Regions from separate parts of the Homo sapiens genome. Here region 1 is linked to region 2. A link is a loop called in an ENCODE intact Hi-C map of the cell type or tissue named here. Cell type or tissue: Caco-2. All regions are shown on one strand. Each heading gives the region's core, and the rest is flanking DNA. Links, peaks and the distances in the headings are about the cores only.

The links. Hi-C counts contacts between places; a loop is a spot of excess contacts. Peaks named below come from ENCODE experiments on the same cell type or tissue, not always from the same donor. Only the 100,000 strongest peaks of a DNase experiment are listed, where the experiment ranks them.
Region 1: it touches region 2 in a loop (3-fold over the local background); 2 of 110 quality-filtered maps call a loop at or near these places.

The regions. Positions count from the first base shown.
Region 1 is chr6:89,560,387-89,571,312 of GRCh38, reverse strand. ANKRD6 (ankyrin repeat domain 6) reads right to left here. Exons shown (of 16, transcript NM_001242809.2): 2 at 4,217-4,479. The coding sequence starts at 4,336. Among named protein-coding and RNA genes, the nearest start is that of MDN1-AS1, 73 kb to the left of the region's middle. In Caco-2, for the core only: no CTCF peak of the experiment used is centred there; a DNase peak (open chromatin) is centred at 3,272.
Region 2 is chr6:89,501,451-89,512,376 of GRCh38, reverse strand. The region is part of intron 1 of ANKRD6 (ankyrin repeat domain 6); the gene reads right to left. It overlaps LOC105377889 (a long non-coding RNA gene), which reads left to right and starts at 196. Exons shown (of 3, transcript XR_001744257.2): 1 at 196-270; 2 at 1,424-1,528; 3 at 4,041-4,103. In Caco-2, for the core only: no CTCF peak of the experiment used is centred there; DNase peaks (open chromatin) are centred at 5,466 and 8,506.

The DNA of each region.
Region 1 (10,926 bases), core at 1,786-9,785, 59 kb before region 2:
GGAGGCCAAGGCCAGCGGATCACGAGGTCAGGAGATCGAGACCACCCCTGGCTAACACGGTGAAACCTTATCTCTACTAAAAATAAAAAAAAAATTAGCCAGGCATCATGGCGGGCACCTGTAGTCCCAGCTACTCAGGAGGCTGAGGCAGGAGAATGGCGTGAACCCGGGAGGTGGAGCTTGCAGTGAGCCAAGATAGCACCACTGCACCCCAGCCTGGGCGACAGAGCGAGACTCCGACTCAAAAAAACAAACAAACAAAAACAGAAGGCAAGTATTGTCAAGGATGTGGAAAAGTGGGAACCCTTGTGCACTGTTGGTAGCACTGTAAAATGGTGCAACAGCCATGGAAAACAGTATGGAAGTTACCCAAAACTTTAAAAATAGAACTACCATATTTCACTTCTGAGTATATAACCAAAAGATATGAAAGCAAGGGCTCAAACACCCATGTATACCCATGTTCATACAGCAATATTCACAACAGGCAAAAGGCGGTAGCAACCCAAGTGTCCATCAGTGGATGAAGGGATAAACCAGATGTGGCATATACATAAAATGGATTATTATTCAACCTTAACAAAGAATGAAATTCTGGTACATGCTACATGAGTGAATCTTGAAAACACGCTAAGTGCAATAAGCTAGTCACAAAAGGACAATATGGTATGATTCCACTTATTTGAGGTGCGGCTAACAGTCAAATTCAGAGACAGGAAGTAGAATGGTGGGTGCCAGGGTCTGGGAGGAGGAAATGAGAAATTAGTGTTTAATGGGTATAGAGCTTCAGCTGGGGAAGACGAAAAATTTCTGAAGATGGATGGTGGTGATGGTTGCACAATAATGTGAATGTATTTAATGCCACTAAACTATACATTTAAAAATGGTTGAAGTAGTACATTTACTATGTATATTTTACCACAATAAATAAATTTTAAAAATATAAAAGAAAGGCCAGGCATGGTGGCTCATGCCTGTAATTCCAATACTTTGGGAGGCTGAGGAGGGAAGATCACTTGAGACCAGGAGTTCGAGACCAGCCTGGGCAACGTAGGGAGACCCTGTCTTAACAATTAACAGTGTGCATGCCTGTAGTCCCAGCTACACAGGGAGCTGAGGTGGGAGGATTGCTTGAACCTAGGAGGTGGAGGCTACAGTGAGCTATGTTCATGCCACTGCATTCCAGCCTGGGTGACAGAGGGGAGCATATCTTAAATAAATTATACACACACACACACACACACACACATATACACACATACACACACACGAGTATAACATAAATAAAATATTAAACTTGACTTCACTAAAAAAACTAAACTGTTGAATCAGGTGGTAGAACATACATATTCATTGGAAATATGGAGACAAATACCAGAAAAGAAACATCTAGAAGGCTGAAAGTTGTTTCTTTGGAGTGTAAATGGGACTGGGCTAAGGGATCACTGTTTTTATTAAAAACCTTTAGCAGTATTTGAACTAATAGTTTTAAAATTCCAATGGGAATCTTTGCTAAAGATAACTATGAAAAAGCAAATGATGTATAAAAAAAGACAGGCAAGCACTGGTGAGATTGTAGAGAAGCTGAAACCTTCATACATTGCTGGTAGAATGTAAAATGGTACAGGTATTCTGGAAAATAGCTTGGCAGTTTCTTAACGTGTTAAACAGATTTGCCATACGACCCAGCAATTCCACTCCTAGGAATATACTCTAGAGAACTGAAAACATATTTCCAACACAAAAACTTGTATATAAATTTTCACAAAAGCATTATTCATAATAGCCCCAAACTGGAATCAACCACAAATGTCCATCAACTGATAAAGAAATAAACAGAATATATGTATACAATGGATTATTACTCAGTCATGAAAAGGAATGAAGTACTGATACATGCTACAACAGAGATGAACCTTGAAAACTTTATGCTAAGTGAGAGAAGTCAGACACAAAAGACCACATACCATATGATTCTATTTACATAAAATGCCTAGAAAAGGTAAGTTTATAGAGACAAAAAGTAGATTCATGGTTGCCAGGAGCTGGGGGTGGGAATGGGAAGTGACAGCTACTGGGTACGAAGATTTTTACTAGGAGCCAGGCGCGGTGGCTCATGCCTGTAATCCCAGCACTTTGGGAGGCCAAGGTGGGTGGGTCACCTGAGGTCAGGAGTTTGAGACCAGCCTGGCCCAACACGGTGAAACCCTATCTCTACTCAAAATACAAAAATTAGGCAGGCATGTTGGTATGTGCCTGTAGTCCCAGCTACATGGGAGGCTGAGGCACAAGGATCACTTGAACCTGGGAGGTGGAGGTTGCAGTGAGCTCTCCTGCCTGGGCAACAGACGGACACACTGTCTAAAAAAAAAAAAAAAAATTATATATATATAAAATTTTCTATTGTGACAATAGAAATGTTCTAATATTTGAATGTGCTTATATTAGTCTTCTCAGGTTGCCAGAACAAGAGATTTGTTCCTCAGTTCTGGAGGCCGGGATGCGTGAGTTCAGGGTACCCGCGTGGTCAGGTTCCAGTGGGGGCCCTTTTCCTAGCTTGCTGATGACCACCTTCTCACTGTGTCCTCACATAGCAGGGAGAAGGAGAGACAGCAGACCCTGGTGCCTCTTCTTACATAGAAACTAATTTCATCACAAGGGCTCCACTCTCATGACCCCATTTAAAAACCTAATTACTTCCTAAAGGCCCTATATCTCTAAATACCATTAGGGATTAGGGTTGAAAAAAACGAATTTGGGGGAGAAACAATTCAGTGCATAGCAGTGGTGGTATAAATACGCTAGAAATTATTGAATTGTACAATTAAAATAGGTGAATTTAATGAACGTAAATTATATCTTAATAAAGCTGTTTATAAAATAGCAAATAATTAAGTCTATGTATAGAAAAAACTTGCAGACTATGCCCTAAGTGCATTAAATAAGTTATTGTTCTTATAACAATTCTGAAAAGCTGACATTACTATCCCTCTTTTACAGATAAGAAACTGAGGCTCAAAGAAGTTAAGCAACTTGCACAATTAGCAAACAAAGCAGAGTTAAAATCTGTGAGCAGGTGCCCTAACTACAGAGTCTGCACTCTCTCCCATTTGTGATTGCCTGGGCCCTGGAAAGTGCTATGGGTAGATCACACAAGCTCTGAGTTAAGGCCCCCTTCACCTTCAGTTCCAAACAATCCAATCACCATCTATGGGCAAACCCCTGTTCACCTCCATGGGGACCTACAAGTAGCTCAAGACCTCTCTGGAGGCCGGCATGGAATGTGAAAACTGCACATAAGTAAACATGAAAATAGGAGCTGACCGATCTGCCACAGGAGGTCAGAAGTTAACAGGTGACCTTCTATGAAAATTAAACTTTGCCCCTCTTCACAGCTCTTTCTGGGGAGGACTGGAGGTTGGGCTTCGGAGCCAGACTCTGTGGGTACAAGTTGCATTTCCACCACTCAGCGGCTGAGGGACCCTGGACAAGTTTCCTCCTCTCCAAAACAGGAATGAGAAGAGAATCTCTTCTAGAAGGCTGTAAAGTGCTTACAGCAATACTAGGGCTCAATAAGTGCTTGCTATCAGCATTACTTTGCCAGTGTATTTAAACTCTCCCTCTAGCTGCGCGGAGCCTGCCTTTTCTTGGCTTTGCTACAAAACTGCCTTTGGCCAGTATGGTCTCTTATCTTTCATAGTCTTCTCTGTTGGCGCAGGGTAAGCAATGCCCTCCAAAGCTTACCACCCATCTTCACTGACCCACATGAAATCAAAGCCTATAGAGGTTGTAGCAGTCATCTGGTCCAGGCCGTCATCATACAGACGGGGACAATGAGACTCTGCACAGTGGAGGGGCTGTGTACAAGCTGGTCCACCTCCCCGGGAGGCCCATCTAACGTGATTATCGCACACTCTGTCCAGTAAGCTTTTGTGTCCCAACTTCTCCCAAGAGATCTCCTCTCCATTTAGCTAAAGAAATAGGTGAGAAAAGCCACCGTGATTTTAAAGACTGTCAAATGCTAATTACAAGTTGCTCCACTTGAAAGATGGCAACAAAAGCATTCTTAATAATCCTCCTTCTCCCCAAACCTCCATCATTGGAAGAAAAGCCAGTTCTTTGAAAGCTGTGAACCAAACACAGCAGTTTTTCAGACAATGGTTAAGAGGTAGGCCAGTTCCCAGGGAATGGCTACAGCGTATTTTTCTCTTGTTACCTTGGTAACCGCTACCCTGGCGCCCTTGTTGATGAGCTGAACCACATTCTCTGTTTGGCCTTTGTACGCAGCTACGAGAAGGCGCTCTGAAAGTGCAGCGACCGCATCTTGCTGGCTCATGAATTAGGAAAGAAAGGTTTTCAGGGAAGCGGTAGACAAGTTCCTTCAGCTCAACACGAAGTCACTGGCCCGGCCTGGCACCCAGAGGTAAAGATGTTCACAATCATCAGAAGATGTCTTTATGAATATGCCATCTTCGGGACCTAGGGGTTACAAAACAAAGGTGCCATCAGGGCCACTTGACACACAAGGACAGGTCACACCTCTTCTCTGTGATTTTAAGGCATTCTGCTGCTTGCATGTTGCAGGGGAGGGTAGCTGTGGGAGGCAGGACACACAGGAAGCACACTCCACAGCAAAGCCCCTGAACAGAACTTCCAAGTGGAAGGCAGCAGAATGTGCCAACTTCCCTCCCTTCTTCCCCTATCAGGGACATCCTCCGGAGGAGTATGGCCAGAACTGCAAGGTTTGCTCTGTTTTTCTCCCAGGGAGCGGAGGCCTGGTATAATCCCCTAAGCACCACCTGGTTTACACACCGCCTTTGGCAGGGAACTGTACCGTGTGTGATCATCAAAGGCCCCCTGGTTGGATTTTGTGCGTCCACCATGGCTAACGTGCCGCTTCCCCAGTGGGTCAGTGGCCTGTGGAACACACCCCACAGAGACCCTGCTGAGTGGGTTCTCTCTTTGGGGTTTTCTCCTAGCATTTACTGCAGTTCTCTCCCTTCAACCTTTTTTCACCGTAAATAGTGTAGTTCACGAGTTCTGGAACAGATGGAGAGCTGGGCACAGGCCTGGGCCAATTCCTTGTTCCAAGTGGCTGAAACAATCCACCTTGGGGACAACACAGATGCTAAACACTAACAGTGGCTCTGCCAATGCAGGGGGCTGGTCATGTTGCTTCCTTGCTAACAGGAGGAAAAGAAGTGGCACCAAAACCACCTATGGAACACTAAAGCCCTGTCGCAGAGCAGTGATCTGGAGGGTAGTAACTAGTAGCAAACTGAATTCTTCCTACCACATAGCAAAATGAAGAGAATTTTAAAGACTGGGACTCCCCCCAGTATACCTGGGCTGCCATTAGACCCAACCAAAGCCACTGGTAATTATTTCAAGGGTGAATGGTAGAAGAAGAAATACTTAAATGTCTAATCCAGTCCTGCTAGAACAGCAAGGAAGTGAGGGCTTCTTTGCATTTTAAAAGATACTTATTAAAAATACTAGTACATACAAATGGAAAGAAAATGCTACAACAGAGATACCATCCTTCAACCCAAACCCTACCACACATCCTAACTCTGAAGGTCTGGAAGATGCAGCCATCCTTTACATTTGTTCCCAGGCACACCCAAATGTCCTTTCAGTCTCTAAAGATTAAGGAATTGGCCATGATACGGCTGGAAAGCCCTGGACCATATCCTGTTTGAACTCGTTCACCGTGGCATTCAGGCAGGTTGTTTGGCCAACCACTCTGTGAGGCTAGGGTTAAATGCCCACGTATAAAACAGACATGAGAACATTTATCTCCCAGGACTGTGGTGGGTATTAAAGAGGGTATTTTATTATGTGAAAGTATGGCCCAGATGTGAATACTGTAACTTCGGAAAGAATTCTTACCCCCCACTCTTGTGAATTATCAAACTTTCTCATCATTCTCCATCTGTTGCTCAAAATGCAGGTAAAGAATAGCAGAAAAAGAGAGAGGAACTCTCGCAAACCCATCCTGCTCCTGCTCACTGGGTCATTAGAAACAAAACAGATCTGGTGAAGGGTCTGCTGTAAAGCAGCTTGGTGAGTCACGGTCTGAGATCCCTGGGATATGCCAGAAATAGAACAAGCCAAAAAAAAAAAGAAGGAATAAAGTTGAGACTCAAAACACTGAAAGTAATGGAACTGGAAATGCCTTTGAAAATTCTCATGGTCACGCTGAACGGCCACAGTCTGGGCTTTATCTTTCCCAGACCGTTACACTATTTGAAGTGGTTTGTTTTTAAAAACATAGGTGCGCTGCCTCTTTTCATTCAGGTAATCTGTGCTTTGTTCAAACCAATTATACTGAGCTTCTGCTCTGTTTGCCCAAATATTGCAAAATCACTCCAGGCCTAAATGGCAGGAAAATAGAGTATTAGCCATGACTTATGAAATGATCTCCCTTCCACAGCCACACCCTCCCCCCCGTCATCTACCCATTTGTTAACTCTAGACACTAGACCCAACGGCCCCCTTCCATTCTAGAACCTTTCTTGCAATGGGTATTTAAATGTCTCAAGTACAACAGCCCAGTTCATACAAACATTTTCATGGCTAAAATTCTACTCATTCTGCTCCATGGCTTAGCCCCTGAGGGTAGAGGTTTTTTTTGCTGCAACCTCAGTACAGCCCATCAGTTGAGGTCACAAGCTCCACACCAGCAGTGCTGTGCAGCCTCCTCAGCAATGGATGCAGGGGTCCAGCTGGCCCATAGTAAATTGATAGCCACTCCCCTCCCACCCTCCAGTCCCATGCAATGAATTCAGCCTCCTGGATACTGAGACTGAAGTACACTTATGCCATAGCTGCAGGCTACTGAGATAGCCTTGTTTAGATAATTACCACTGGTAAACAGCCCTTTGCAAGCACAGCCCACATTAATTTTCCTTTTTGTTTGGTTAAAGATAGAAAAATACTACAGTGGTGAGAAAACATTGGCCAAGCAGAAACACCCTTCTATTTTTTTGCTTTTCAGTTACAGCTACTTAAGAATGTTCCTCTCTCATTCCATCCCCTCCACCATGACCAAAGCACCCACAGAGCAGCCTCCAGAACAGGTCCCTCACACAGGACTTTGGATACTCTCCCTACCAGAGTCATACAGAAAACTGCCTGCAAGATCAGGAACAGAACCCCAGCTTTCCAATTCCTAGTCTGTTGCCAACACCATCCCTATGTGCTTGGACATCTCAAACTCATTTTCAATTTAAGCCCAGTAATCGCCTCCTTACTAGGATCTCCAGCCTTCACCTGCAGGTGCATTTACACACAGTTTGTGGGTGGGAAGGTATCAAATGAGGGTCTTCTTTTCTGCTTCCTTTCTGCTTCTTCCTGCACCTTCAGCCTTGGGTGTGGGTGCAGGCCCAGCAGAGATACCAGGTGCAGGCCAAGCAGAGACACCACCTCTCTCCCTCCCTCATGGTCACTGTTCCTAAGTCCCAAATCCTTACCTCCCATCTAGAACAATGATACCCATTCCTTAGAGTGAGAAGACACTCTGCTTCTTCTCATCTGATGCCCTGACCTGACAAATTGGACCAGATAGAGATGTGTGTGTTGCAGGGGTGGGGGGCAGTTTAAGAAGGGATGGGGGAACCCCTGACAGTAAATTGGGAGGGAAAGGGAATAGAGGGGTGAAACCAGTCTTGAATCAAAGAGTTAAACTTCACTGCCAACCTGTTGGCTACCTTGGCTGTAGCAGTTCATCCCCTCCTTATATCTGAGCCTCCTCTTCCAAGTAGATCAGCTATCATTCAAGATACTTCCCATTGCTGGCAGTGAGAAATGTATTCTGCCCCAAGCCTATCAATTACACCCCTCTTTGTCACAATGTTCATTTTTCACAGCATTCTGGAGGAAAACCTTAAACGCAAACACGCTGCCCATTCTTTAAGCAAAAAGGAAATAAACACATGAGCATAAGTATGCAATGCACATTCTGAATCTAGATAGGGATTTAGCTTGCTAAGATTTCCCTCCATCCTCCCAGCCCACTGCCCCATTTTTGTTGCTCTGTAATTTGCTAATTCTTTTGTCTCTCATCACAAATACCAGAGGGTCACACAGCTGCTTGTCTGTGATGCAATCAGTTTTCTTTTTACAGAAAAAGGTCTATAAGGTTTGCTTTTGCTGTTCTCTTGGGGCTTTACAACAAATTCTCCTATACTTTGGAGAATTTGCCAATATCCTAAAGCCACTACGTTCTGTCTCCCGACAAGCAAAATATTCCAGAAGAGACCTGCAAATAAAAGTCCCGGCCAGGCATTATGTACAACCCACCCAGAGATGGCCCACAGGCACCCAGGAACTGGTGGCTATGGAGCGCCATCAGCTATAAACTAGCTTTGCTCCTACTGCTCCAAACCTTGTGTTGAAGAGATGGTACTCACATCCGAGGGGCTGTCCTCTCTGTTCTACATCGTGTTCAGTTTCTGGATAACTGTGGTCAATTCTTTCCTGGAGAGATCATTAGCTTCCTAGGGCTGTCACTCCCAGCAAATCTGCAGTGATTTACGTTACAATGTTCGCTGCCTTTTCCCGTTAGCCTCCTCTGCTGATGCTGGCCAAATCACATCTAAAAGCTTATTAAGACATCCATTCAGCTTGCAATGTTTTGTGGCTTGCTAGTCTGCTCGTCACAGCTTCTGAAAGTCTTGTGTCTGCAGATTTTCACGGACTGCTCCCTCCTGCCAGCAGAGGACCTGTAACACTGCCCCGATTGAAGTCAGGGAACAATTCACAGATCGGAGGAACATTTCTGAATGACGCTCAGATGACAGAGAAACGAAGTTTGCATAATTTCAGCAGTAATGCAAGAAAAGATGAGTGTGCGTGTTGTAAGGGAGGGAGGGATGCAGAAAGGGTTGAAATCTGTAATAAACTGCCTCCAAGAAAACAGGAAAATGCTTGCTTTGTGGGAGCAGCGGAGCCCAGACACTCCACCCTCCTCGGCAGAGAGTTCCAGCACAGTGACTGCGGCAGCACAGGAGACAAGGGTCTGGCTGAGCAGCTGTTCCCGACGTTTGTCTCACAAATACTCCTCTGAACAGTCTCTGCCGGGGAGGGGGAAGGGAGTAAACAGGGAACTGAGCCCCTTCAGAAGCTGTTCTGAGTGCTGTCGACTGCCCTAAACTTGTAAGCGTGTGCTCCAGCCCACTTGTTGAAGCAACAGAAATCTAATTCCCACCTGGAGAGATCATAGAAAGGAGAGGGCTTTCATTTTGACTTGAGCCAATATCCCCACATTTTCCTCTCTGTCTCTAAAGACAGAATTTTTGGTCCCAGAGATGGGGAAATTACTCTGTCAGTACAAACCCTCTTACCACCTGCCGTCCTAAAGCATTGCCCTATTTCCCCAAGGGTAATGGGGCAATGGAATGGACTGCAATCCTGCTTTGGTCATCATTTGCCTTACACCAAGGGCAGGAGAATAGCTGGAGACTCTGGTGGGTGCATTGCAAAGAGGCTGAATCCCACTGGGGAAACAAATTGCCAGCAGAATAACACAAGCTTAAAAAAAAATATACAACCATCATACTAGTTATCCAAAAGCAATCACTACTGGGTTACTGTGATCACCACTGGGGGACAAGTAAGGCTGCAACAGAGAGGAATGTGACTCAATCCGTACTTTAAAGAAACTCATCATCTGGCCACTGAAAAGCCACGATCAGGGACCAAAAGTCCAGTTGCCAGAAGATAAGTGTAAACTGAGTGGGAAGGAAGAATAAAGCAAGGAGTGGTTCATTTTCTTACAGCTTCCAGAACACTTCCTCCTTCTGAGAAGATCTACTCCCACAGGTAGGGCCCTTAACACAGTACTACCTATGAGGACACTCAGCACTGACTGCTCACGGAACCTGGTGCCCACCAGGACTATTTGCGAAAGAAGGGAAATGACAGGGTGGACACGCTCTGCTTTAGCAAGCCCATGACTCATTATAAATACACCCCACTGTCACAAAGAAACAAGTATGTTTATTTCTTGAGCCATTTAAAGCACAAAAACTCTCTTCTTCTAACTCTGTCACTGAATCTTTTGAAATAACCACCTCTGCAGGAGGCATAGAGGCTGTTACAGTGAAAGCTGAGTGACATCTGAATATTATTCAGGAAACCTGTGACATACCCTTCCAAGAAAAGCTGCTTACAGATGTAAAAATCACATAGGAGGAATAAGCACATATCACCGAATAAAGATGTGACTGACAGAAGGCTTGGGAGGTAGAGACCGTCCCTTTTTATGTAGGACAATAACTTATTGACTGACCAGCACTGCTAGACCACCAGAGCCTCCAAGTCAGGGCTGGGCACTCCCATCACTTGGCAAATGACCATGCGCATACTCAAAGTTCAGACCAAGTGTTATCTCTGCTAAGCCTTCTGCTGTCCCTGCCTTGCCCTAGACAAGATGACCATTCCCTCATCTGTGCACCTACCGTTTTTCTTTTTTCTTTTTTTTTGGAGACAAAGTCTCGCTCTTGTCCCCCCAGGCTACAGTGCAATAGCGCAATCTCGGCTCACTGCAACCTCGGCCTCCCAGGTTCAAGTGATTCTCCTGCCTCAGCTTCCCGAGTAGCTGGGATTACAGACGACTACCATGATGCCCGGCCAATTTTTGTATTTTAGCAGAGACGGGGTTTCACCATGTTGGCCAGGCTGGTCTCAAACTCCTGACCTGAGGTGATCCAAACGCCTCAGCCTCCCAAAGTGCTGGGATTATAGGCGTGAGCCACCGTGCCCAGCCAGCACCTACAGTTTTCTATAAGCTTCTGCTATGAACTGAATTGCGTCCCCCAATTCATATGTTGAAGCCCACACCCCCAGTGTGACTGTATTTGGAAATAGGAGATAATTAAGGTGAATTTGGTCATAAAGGTGGAGCCCTGATCTGATAGAATT
Region 2 (10,926 bases), core at 1,412-9,411:
TCTGTATGACACTTAACACTGCAAACTTTCCTTTGTTCATCAGGAGACCCAACCTCTCTACTGGATGTTTTACAAATATAGCATTGACTGGCGTTTAAGACTGTTGCTGTAAGTTTATGTTGGGAGTAACAACGATCAAAGCAGAAGATAATTTTTACTTTTCTATACCATCTATGCATGGAAGTCTATCTACATGGCCCATACAGGCTTATCATATGACCTTGTAACTGCTTTCATGTTGACTTCTCCAGGACTCAAAGAACAGTCAAGGTAACCCCACAATCAGGAGCATACCTAAGACCAAACTGTCAGGCTTAGGCCTGTAATCCCAGCACTTTGAGAGGCCGGGGTGGGAGGATCACCTAAGCCCAGGAGTTCGAGACCAGCCTGGGCAACAGAGTGAGACCTTGTCTCTACAAAAAAAAAATTTTTTTAATGTTTTTAAAAATTAAAAAAACAGTCAGGTTCTTTGGTCTCTGCTGTGGCCACATTTCTCTATTCACTTCCTTTGACTTCCCTTTCAGAAGATGACAAGCACAGGGAATTCAGTTATTTGCCACAAAATCATTTTGCAAATCATAAGGTAATCCTAAAACAAACAAAAAAATGTAGTTCTTTTGTTCCCTAGGGAATAGTGACATCAACAATATCAGGACCAAATTAGATTGTATCAAAAGCCATAGCAAACATTTTCCTGGGCCAGGCATTGCACTAAGCACTTTCTATGCATTATTCTATGTAACTCTTACAAATTTATTCATATTACTATTCATATGCCCATTCTACAGATTAGAAACAAAGGCTCAAAAAGGTTTAGTAACTCACCTGGAGATTCACAGCTAATAAATGGCAGATCTGGCCCTCAAGCTTCAGAGTGCCTGACCCCACAGACTATGCCTTTAACCACTAACTACTCTTGCCTCCTTGTAGTCTTAAATAATGCAAGATGAGTACTTAAGGCAAACAGGGTACCCAGACTTGGGTCTGCAGGTAGGGGTAGAAAATCCAGACCAGCAAGCCAGGAATGGCTGCAGCACTACTCAGAGCAGGAGCAGGAATCTCCCAATGCCTCAGTGTGTGCCTCTGAGAAATGGCTACAAGCCATAGCCCTGGCCAGGTAGCCAGGGAAGGGAAGCCAGGAACCTGAGAGGAGAAGGAATCCAGTGAGGTCCTGAGAAAAGTGTGTATTTGGGAAGAGTCTACGGAGGAAGAGGAATCGGGCTGTGGTGGGCCCACTCGTACCCCTTCATGACCTCAGCCTTGCAATGCGGTGTTTTATAGATGACTTACCCCATGTCAAGGGTAGCTGCTTTCACTGGGCCTATGATCACATCCTTATAATAAGCCCTGACACAGAAGTCTCTGGATGAAGAGGAGATGTTGTCAGCAGGTGATTCTACCGCTCCCTTTATTCCCTGTCCAGGGCAATGCTAAGCAACACCAGCCATCACCATCCGGCTCTCCACTCCGACCTTCAGTAACCACTCACTTACCCAACAGATATACACTGAGCACCTACTATGTACAGGTACTGTGAGGGGTACAGAGTTACAGCATAGAGCAAAGCCAAGATCCTTCACAGAACTTACATTTTATATGATTGTATTTATATAAAATGTCCAGAAAAGGCAAATACAGAGACAGAAATTGTATCACTTGTAGACTAGGGCCGGGGAGATTGGGGGGAAATAGGAGTCACTGCTAATAAGTACAGGTTTCTTCTGGAGGTGATGAAAGTCTTCTAAAATTAATTGAGATGATTGTTGCACAACTCTATGAATATACCAAAACCCACAGAATTATACACTTTAAGTAAATTTTATGGTATGTGAACTAGATATCAATAAAGCTGTTGAATTAGCAAAAATAATAAGGACCAAAAAACAGAACTTTCCATCTCAAGCTCTGCTCTATGCTATTGCCACAGTACCAGGTGCTTTCTGTATATAAAGAATAACATGAATGCTTCCCAATGAGGCTAAAAAAAAAAAAAACTATTTGGAAAGACTTTTAAGTGGCCAACCTATTTGCTAATGTGCCCCTTAAAACGTTAGGCACATCAGAGATTATTATGTGACTCAAGATAGGCTAAATTATGCTGTAGTAACAAACAAGCCTCAAATCTCAGTGGCTAAATAACATAAGTTGATTTTGCATTTATGCTACACCCACTTAGGGCTGGCTGAGGCTGTTTCCTCTCCAACTTGCCCAGACTGACAGAGCAACCACCATCTGGAGCTTTGCCAGTCTCCACAGCAGAGGGCAAGAGAGATCTGGAGGGTCACACACTGGTGACAGAGTGACTTAGCCCAAAAGTGATATAGCATGCTTCTCTCAACATGGCTAGAAGTAGTCACATGGCTCCAAAAACACAAGGAGGCCAGGAAACGCAAGCCCATCACATGCCTGGAAAACAGAAAGCTTTGAAAAGCCAGTAAACAGCGCTAATGTTTGCACTGGCGATTAAGGTATAGTGTGGTTAAGAACATGGATTGTGAAGTCAGCATACTTGGCTTAAATCCCAATGCTGTCACTCACTATCTAGACATCACCACATTACTTGGGAGAAGTTAACTTGACCTCTTTGGGCCTCAGTTTCCTCACCCATAAAGTGGGGAAAGTAATGGTATTCACCTCATAGGTCTGTTAGAAGATTAAATGACGATTTCTATCTGTCAGGAAGGGAGAACAGTACCTGGCAAGTGCTAATGCCGCAAGTACCATATAACCTTTATTATTTTGAGAAAAAAATAAAGGCAATGTTTTATCTTTGTAATATAATGAATTGGCACTGTGTGAACTGTCATTCTACAGAATCCAATACATACAAAGTAGGCATAAAATAAACTGCAGCCCTCAGTAACAGAAAACCAGGACTTCCACGTCTTACTTAGCCCACCCTTAAACTAGTTGTCCAGTCCCTTGGCTTCATGTTTCTTTCTTATCTTTAAGTGAAGGGGCTGTATGAGATGATTTCCAAGGCTCTCCCGCACTAAAAGCTTGGAATTCCTTATTCATGGGTCACTGACTTGGCCCAGTGTGGTCTTTTCATTGTTTGCTCTCTGTTCTTTGCCAATAAAGGATGGTCCTCCCCTTCAAATCAAGGGAGCACCAAGACATTCCCTACCTGGTTCAGAAAGGTGAACCCCACCTGGATGCGCCCCTCTGGGCAAGCCGACCCTAGCCCACTTGCTGCCAGCAAGACATCAGGAAGCAGCCAGGAGAGAGGCAGGTCACTGGTGCACTTCAAAGGAAGCGCCCGCCTCCCAGGGAGAGTGGGAGGGTGCACAGTCGCCCAGAGGGAGGGCAGCTGGCCTCCACCCAGAGCCCTGGTTAGTTGCCTCCTCCCATCCCTGTGCAAGAGCTTCATGGCCCTCAACAAACAGCTCCACACACCTTTTGGAAGCACCCTCCTCACCTGCATCTTCCCTCCTTGGCCCAGGTGGGTACTGCACCTCTGTGTTGGAGGAGTCTTTGTGGTTCATGGAGAGCCAAACATTCCCACAGATCTGTTGTCTAGTTGGGCCTATTCTGGGGTCAGGAACAGGAATACAAATTTAAAAATTAGGAAGATGTGCCGTGAGATTTTCTTAAAAATCTCCCAGTAGAGCAAAGCTTTAAGAAGTGGGGACCATTCACAACATTTCAACCTCAGTTTAACACTTAAATATGTGAATAAAATATAGGTAACCAGGAAAATAAATCTCAGTGCTGCTGTTTTTCTAATGTTGATGACCGTGTCCGACAATTTCAATCTCAGTAGCTGAGGCACCCTCCCTTTAGGAGCCATTAAAGCCACCTCCCCCAATGTAATCTATCTTTTCTGCTGGAAATCCTTTTTGCCCCCCACACGTATCTCTGAGCCATGCTCTCATTCTGCTTTACACTTCATATGACTTTCTCTTTCTGCACCTGTGCCCTGGCTGGGATGCTATGGCAAGTTCCACCTCCTGGGAATTCCCTGATTTCCCCAACTCTCATCACTTCTAGGTCACTTACTGTCAACACCCATTTGTACCTGACCAGAGCTATCCTTTAAGGTTCAAGCCAACAGCCATGTGGGTGAGACCTCCTGGAGGCAGATTGTCCAGGCTCAATCAAAGCACAGAAGACTGCAGCCCTAGCCAATGTCTTAGACTGCAACCTCACAAGGGACCTTGAGCCAGAACCACCCAGCCACTCCTGGATTCCTGGCGCACAAAAACAGTACGGAATACTAAATGTTTATTGTTTTAAATAAAGTACTAAGTTTGGGGTAATTTGTTATACAGCAATAAATAATGAATACAGGTGGTATCTAGGTGATAAAGCAAGCTTAATAAAATATAGAATTTATGCAGGTGGTAGGTATACAGGTGTTCACTGTAAAAGTCAGCTTTGCTGTATGTATGAACATTTTCATAATCAAACTTGGGGGGAAAAGTGTAGGCTGCATAATATAAAACTGGCAGCTGGATCATTCTAGGACACAGCTACAGGAAAGTTTCCTGAACAATAAAATAAAATGATTTGAAAGAATTACCAAGGAATATAGTCTGTTTTGGAAGCAGCTATCTTTGGAGCATTTACTATATATATTTTATAGTATACATGTGTATATATAAAGTAGGATTAGATGTGTATGTGCTACTTTATTTTATCCCAACTCCCAATTTTGAAATAGACACTGATCTGCCAATTTCAGTTTTTATCAGCAAGGGCACTTCTCAGGAATCCCATGAATGACAAGGAATTACCATAATATCAAAGGTAACCTATTTCTTCCAATGAGGCCACCAAACATCCATTTGTCCTACCCCGTGCTCTGTTTGTTCTGTCTGATTTAGTTCCCAAACTAATTAGGCTAGCTTAATTCCCTGCTGCTTTATCAGCTAATGATTAAAGACACTTGATTAACTTTTACAGAACATTGCTCAACATAGAGCTGCAACAAATGGGTAATTCTGCACTCCAGAGAAATCAGACTGGTAAGACCAGTGCTGATGCTGGTTTGTGCTTTCCTTGCTATTTACCTATACTTAACATCCACTCCTGCATATTTTTATAGTGAAGAGTATGCTAAAATTGCTGTTCATATCAAATACTGAGAATATATTTTTACATAAATAATGCAACTAGCCCAGTCTTTTTATGTAATGATATGAACCATAAAAAAAATTATGTGTTTAACAGAAATACAGACCCATTATTTTCTTCAAATATAAACAAACCAAAATCTGCCTGTCAGTGATTGGAGCCTACTTTGTTTATTTTACAGATATCAGAGGTGGTCATCACAATGTTAATTGATAATAAAAGTTACCCTGTTACAAAGCACACAGTATTGTACTAGAGATAAGCTTGGAAAATATTGACAGTTGGATTCAGTGTTTAGCATAGAGTCTTATTTATATTGCATATGGAATCCTCAACACTGGCCAATGCCAACACATGGAAGAAGAGGCCCCTGCAGTATTCACCACAGACAAGCATGAGGTGAGGCAGACTAGGGATTGGCTTGTTTAATCTCACCTCAACTGCCTCCTAGTTGGAGAGGACAGAAGGTTAAACACTACATTTTTCAGGCTCCACACCTTGCAGCTAGAGATCGGGATGCGAACCAACTAAAGTCACCTGTGCAAAATTAGGGAGGAAGTGAAGCAGAGGCCTTCTCTGGGCAGCTTTTGGCTGGCAAGCAAACTGTGGAATGGGAAGTGGGTTTTTGTTTTGTTTTGTCCAGCTTCGTTGAGGTATAACTGACAAATTTAAATTGTATAAATTTAGGCTGGGGGTGGTGGCTTACGCCTGTAATCTCAGCACTTTGGGAGGCCAAGGAGGGCGGATCGCTTGACGTCAGGAGTTCAAGAGCAGCCCGGCCAACATGGTGAAACCCCGTCTCTACTAAAAATACAAAAATTAGCCTGGCACGGTAACACACGCCTGTAATCCCAGCTACTCGAGAGGCTGAAGCAGAAGAATAGCTTGAACCCGGGAGGTGGAGGTTGCAGTGAGCTGAGATTGCGCCACTGCACCCCAGCCTGGGTGACAGAAACTCCATCTCAAAAAATAAAAATAAATAAAATTGTATAAATTTAAGGTAAACATGTTTTGATATATGCATACATTCCTAAATGAGTACCACAATCGGGTTAATTAACACATCCATCACCTCAGTTACTTTTGTATGTGGTGAGAATACTTAAGATCTACTCTCCTTGCAATTTTCAAGCATAATACACTAACTATAGTCACCATGCTGCACATTGGATCTCCAGAACTTATTCATCTTATAACTGAAAGTTTATACCCTTTGACTAACATGTTCCCATTGCTTCCACCGCCCTCCCCCAGCCCCCGCAACTACCTTCCTACTCTATTTCTATGAGTTTGACTTTTTAAGATTCCACATATAAGTGGAATCACACAGTAGTGTCATGTGTTTGGCTTATTTCATTTAGTATAACATCTTGCAGGTTCACGCATGTTTTCGCAAATGGCAGGCTCTCCTTTATTAAGGATGAATATACTACTGGGGTTCATTTCCTTTATTCAGTGGACACAGGTTATTTCCACATCTTGGCTATTTTAAGTAATGCTGCAACAAACGTGGGGTGCTGATGTCTCTTTATGACAGTGATTTCATTTCCTTTGGATATATACCCAGAGGTGGGATTGCTGGATCACAATGCAGTTCTATTTTGAATTTTCTGAGGAACCTCCATATGGCTTTCCATAATGGCTGCACAAAATGGGTGGGTTTTCTGTAACCACACTCTAGGGCCACTCTCTTGAGTGCCAGGAGGCACTGTAGTGGCAGACCCTTCTCCGTTCAGGCTTCCTGAACTTTGGAACCCAGTAAAGAGTGGATTCTTGAACCTACAGGTCCAGTTAATGTCCTGTAATTGGCAGCCCTGCCAGAGGACCAGATCTTCACTCTTCTGGGAGTTGCTCTGAGGGCCCAGCCCTGCCAGTGATTCTGTGAGCACTCAATTCTGTCTCCTTCTGCTTAAAATGCCTAGAGGAGTTGCTGTTTCCTATGCTGATCCCTTACTTATTCACAACAGAAATCCTGTATCTTTTAAGAACACTAAAAAATGAAAATACAATGATCCCTCCACTGTTTATTTTCCAACTACTCAATCTCTAAGCACTTCAGGATGGGTAGCAAGTGCTGAAATTGCACAGATGGTGCATACGGGAGGACAGCCCCTGGAGAAGGCAGAAATACAGATGCCGGGTAAGGAAATGGAGAACCAGCATAGCCCCAGGATGGTCAGGATTAGACCAACTCTGCCTGCAGAGAAGAAAGGGCAAGGGGAGGACACACAGGGAAACTAAAACCATAAAAGCTAATCTGAAATTGACATAATGGGCCAATCAGCCACACAACTTACCTGTGGACACATGTGACTCATGGAAACCAAGCTCGCTACTTACAGTTAAAGCTCACACGGTATAAGGTGGGGCCAAAAAAAGAAGCTGTGATGTCAGGAGTTCTGTGACGTGCATGCGATTTAATTGAGCATTTCCAGGCTGTGGGTGCACAGTGATTTAGATTTTTCATTAAAGGGAAAGGCAAGAAGCCCTCTATTTGCTTTAAAGCCAGCACGTCTAAGTTCTATTCCCCACACTACTGCTGCAGACTGGATGGGCAAATTCCCAATTTGTTTCCTTTACTTCAAGACCGTCCTTCAGCCAGGCAGAGTAGCTCACACTTATAATCCTAGTACTTTGGGAGGCCAAGAAAGGAGGATTGCTTGAGTCCAGGAGTTTGAGACCAGCCTGGTCAATATAGCAAGGCCACATCGCTATAATTTTTTTTTTTTTAATTTAACCAGGCGGGTAGCACATGTCTTTATCCCAGCTACTCAAGAAGTTGAGGCAGAGGATCTCTTGAGCCCAGGAGTTCAAGGGTGCAATAAGCTATGATCGTGCCACTGCACTCCAGCCTGGGCAACCGAGCGAGACCCTGTCTAAAAGAGCGAGAGCGCGAGCGAGAGCGAGAGAGAGACTGTCCTACAACAAGAGTCTCAATAATAAGAGCAGCAGCTACCCTCTATGGAGAACCTACAAACCCACGTTCCCTACGCATCCCATTTAACCTCACAGCATCCCATCAGCTGGTTATTATTAAATGGATACGATCATTCTCCCTCGTTTACCACTCCCATCTTGATGCAGGCCTCCATCACCTCTCACGTGGATGCTGAACAGCCCCGTGCCTGGTCTTTCTGTTTCCGTTCTTCCTTCCCCCCCACCCCCCGCCCCCCACACTATCTCAATACAACTGCCAAGGTGATCCTTTAAACCTCAGGTCAGACCTTGTCACTTTTCTACTCAAACACCCTCTCCCTCACTACCACTGTGGCTTCTCATTTTACCCAGAATAAGCGCCCAGGTCTGGACAATGGTCTCCAAAGTCCTCCAGCGTCTGCTCCCCACTTACCTCTCTGATTACATCACCTCCTGCTCCCTTGGCTCATTCTGCTCTGGCCACACCAGCCTCCTTGCTCCTCTACCAACACACCAGGCACACCCCTGCCTCAAGGCCTTGCACTATGGTCCCTCTACAAGGAATGCTCTTATCACCAGCTAGTGAAACAGGCTTCTCCCTTAGGGCCTACAAGTGTTTGTACAAATGTTACCTAATCAGTGATGCCTTCTCTGACTACCCTATTTAAAACTGCAGTCTTAGCACTTATTGCCATCTATATAATGTATTAATTTATTTTGTTTACCATTTGTCACCCTCTCTGGCTCCTTGAGAATAGAACTTGTTTTGTTCAAGCCTATATCAGCCACATATAGCAGGCACTTAATATTTATTGAATTTGATGACAAGATGAAGAATGTAGGGGATTAGGTAACTTGCCCACGTCTACACACATAGTAAGCAGTACAAGGGGCCAAACTCAAGTTCCCTCTGACTCAGAAGCCCATACTCTGTCCAGAGCAACCTAAACTCTCCTTCTACAGCCCAGGGGCTTTATGAGATGCAGCAGGCATAAAATAAACACCCGAACCAATGGCCTTCTGTCCTCTAATGGCTTTCTGTCCTCTCTGCCCAAGAGAGGTAACATTAGGCACTGGCCTAATCACGACTTCCTAATGTGCACAACCTTAGAAGCAGTGGGACCCCATTTCTGAGGACTCTCGTCTTTCTCTTTCAATCCTTCCTTGATCACCCCAGCAGCCAAAAAGCATCAGACCCACCCACTAGCCTAATGCAAAAAGCTCATCACAGCCTGAGAGTTCAGTAGTTTTTTCCAATTACTAACCTCAGTGAGATATTATAGCTTCTGCAGATTACCTCTGGTTCTGGCTGAAAGAACTGTGTGAGTCCAAGCCAAGAACCCTGCTGCCTGCAGGATGAAAGAGACATTGGAAGGGGCAGCACTATAGGGAGGGTGCAGAGGGTGTGGTGGAGGGGTTACAGCCCAGAGTTATATAGAAATAGAAGCAGCTGCAGCAAAGGATGGGGGAAATCCTGTTAGAACCAGCCAACCCCCACCTCCACACCCCAGTCCCCTTGGTGGAATAAAATTTATCTTGTCATACCCTAAGTGAAGATCTCTGTATTTTTAAATTTAAATCAATTAACATAAATAACACTTAGAATAGTACCTGCCACTGTAAGTACTACATTTCCATAGCTATTATCATAATGGGATTTAATTGCTATATTTTCTTGACAATAGCCAAAAGCTCAAAAAGGGTCCCGTCAGGTAAGGAAAGCAAGGATCAAATCTGCATATGCTTTAAAAGCCAACTTTTTAAAAAGTATTCATTGGCCCAGACTCTTCTAAAAAATAAATAAGACTAGGCTGTAAGCTTTTAGTAGATAGGGATTTGGACCTATTTCCCTTTATCCTTTTTTTTTTAAATAATAACGCTTTGCCATGTTTTTTAAATAAAGGTTCGCCATGGTTTCGCCACCTTGCCCAGGCTGGTCTCGAACTCCTGGGCTCAAGCGATCCACCTGCTTCAGCCTCCCAAAGTGCTAGGATTACAAGCATGAGACACCATGCCCAGTCTATTTCTCTTTATATCACCTTTGGAATGTTCAAATGATTATTCTGCATGAGATAATTATGGTTAAGTTATTTTTATTATAGTTACGTTAAGTATGGCAATGTTACATTATTTGAAATAACTATATACCTGAAACTGAAAAAATATTTTTCAAATAAACAGGCAGTGTAAACCCCAGATATGCCTACTATCCTAATAATTACCATGGTTGCTATGAAGAAACATGGTGGACCTTGGGGGAAAAAAGTTACAAACATCTAACAACCAATGAAGAAACTGAATAAAAAGAGATTTAAGGCAAGTGTAATTTAATGTTAACAATAAGAATATGGGAGGCTAGGTGAAAGTGTTAATCATCTGCAGCAGCTGCCCACCAGCACTTTCAGCTGGAAACCAATGAAGGTGAAACGATCCACAAACCAGACCCATTAAAAGAACACATAAATCCTGTGGGGAGGTGATGAGATGGGACATATTATTATTCCTACCACTCAGTTCAAGTCACTGCCTTTTTTTTTTTAAGATAACTCCTTGTATCAGAGACTTAGCACCACGACACCTTCTAAATGAGAAATAAATGAAATAAGAATCATAGTTACTGCATCACACAAGCACAAAACACCCATTCACTTTGGTGTAACAAACAGTATTTTCAAGCATCTCCACATGGATGTTATCCATAAAGCCCCTCCCCAGGTATCTGAAATAAGTAGTTTTCTTTAATGCAAAAATACTGTATGGTACACAATCAACAGGCAACTTGCTAAATTTTGCTTCCTTCCAGAGAGATGTGCTGTGGATTAGTTACAGAGAGTAAAAGCCACGCTGTGAATAAGCCTAGCATTCTCGTGGCTGGGAGCTCTGCTGAGCTCTTCAAAGGAATGTGTTTCTAAAGAATGTTTAAGTAAGCTTAAG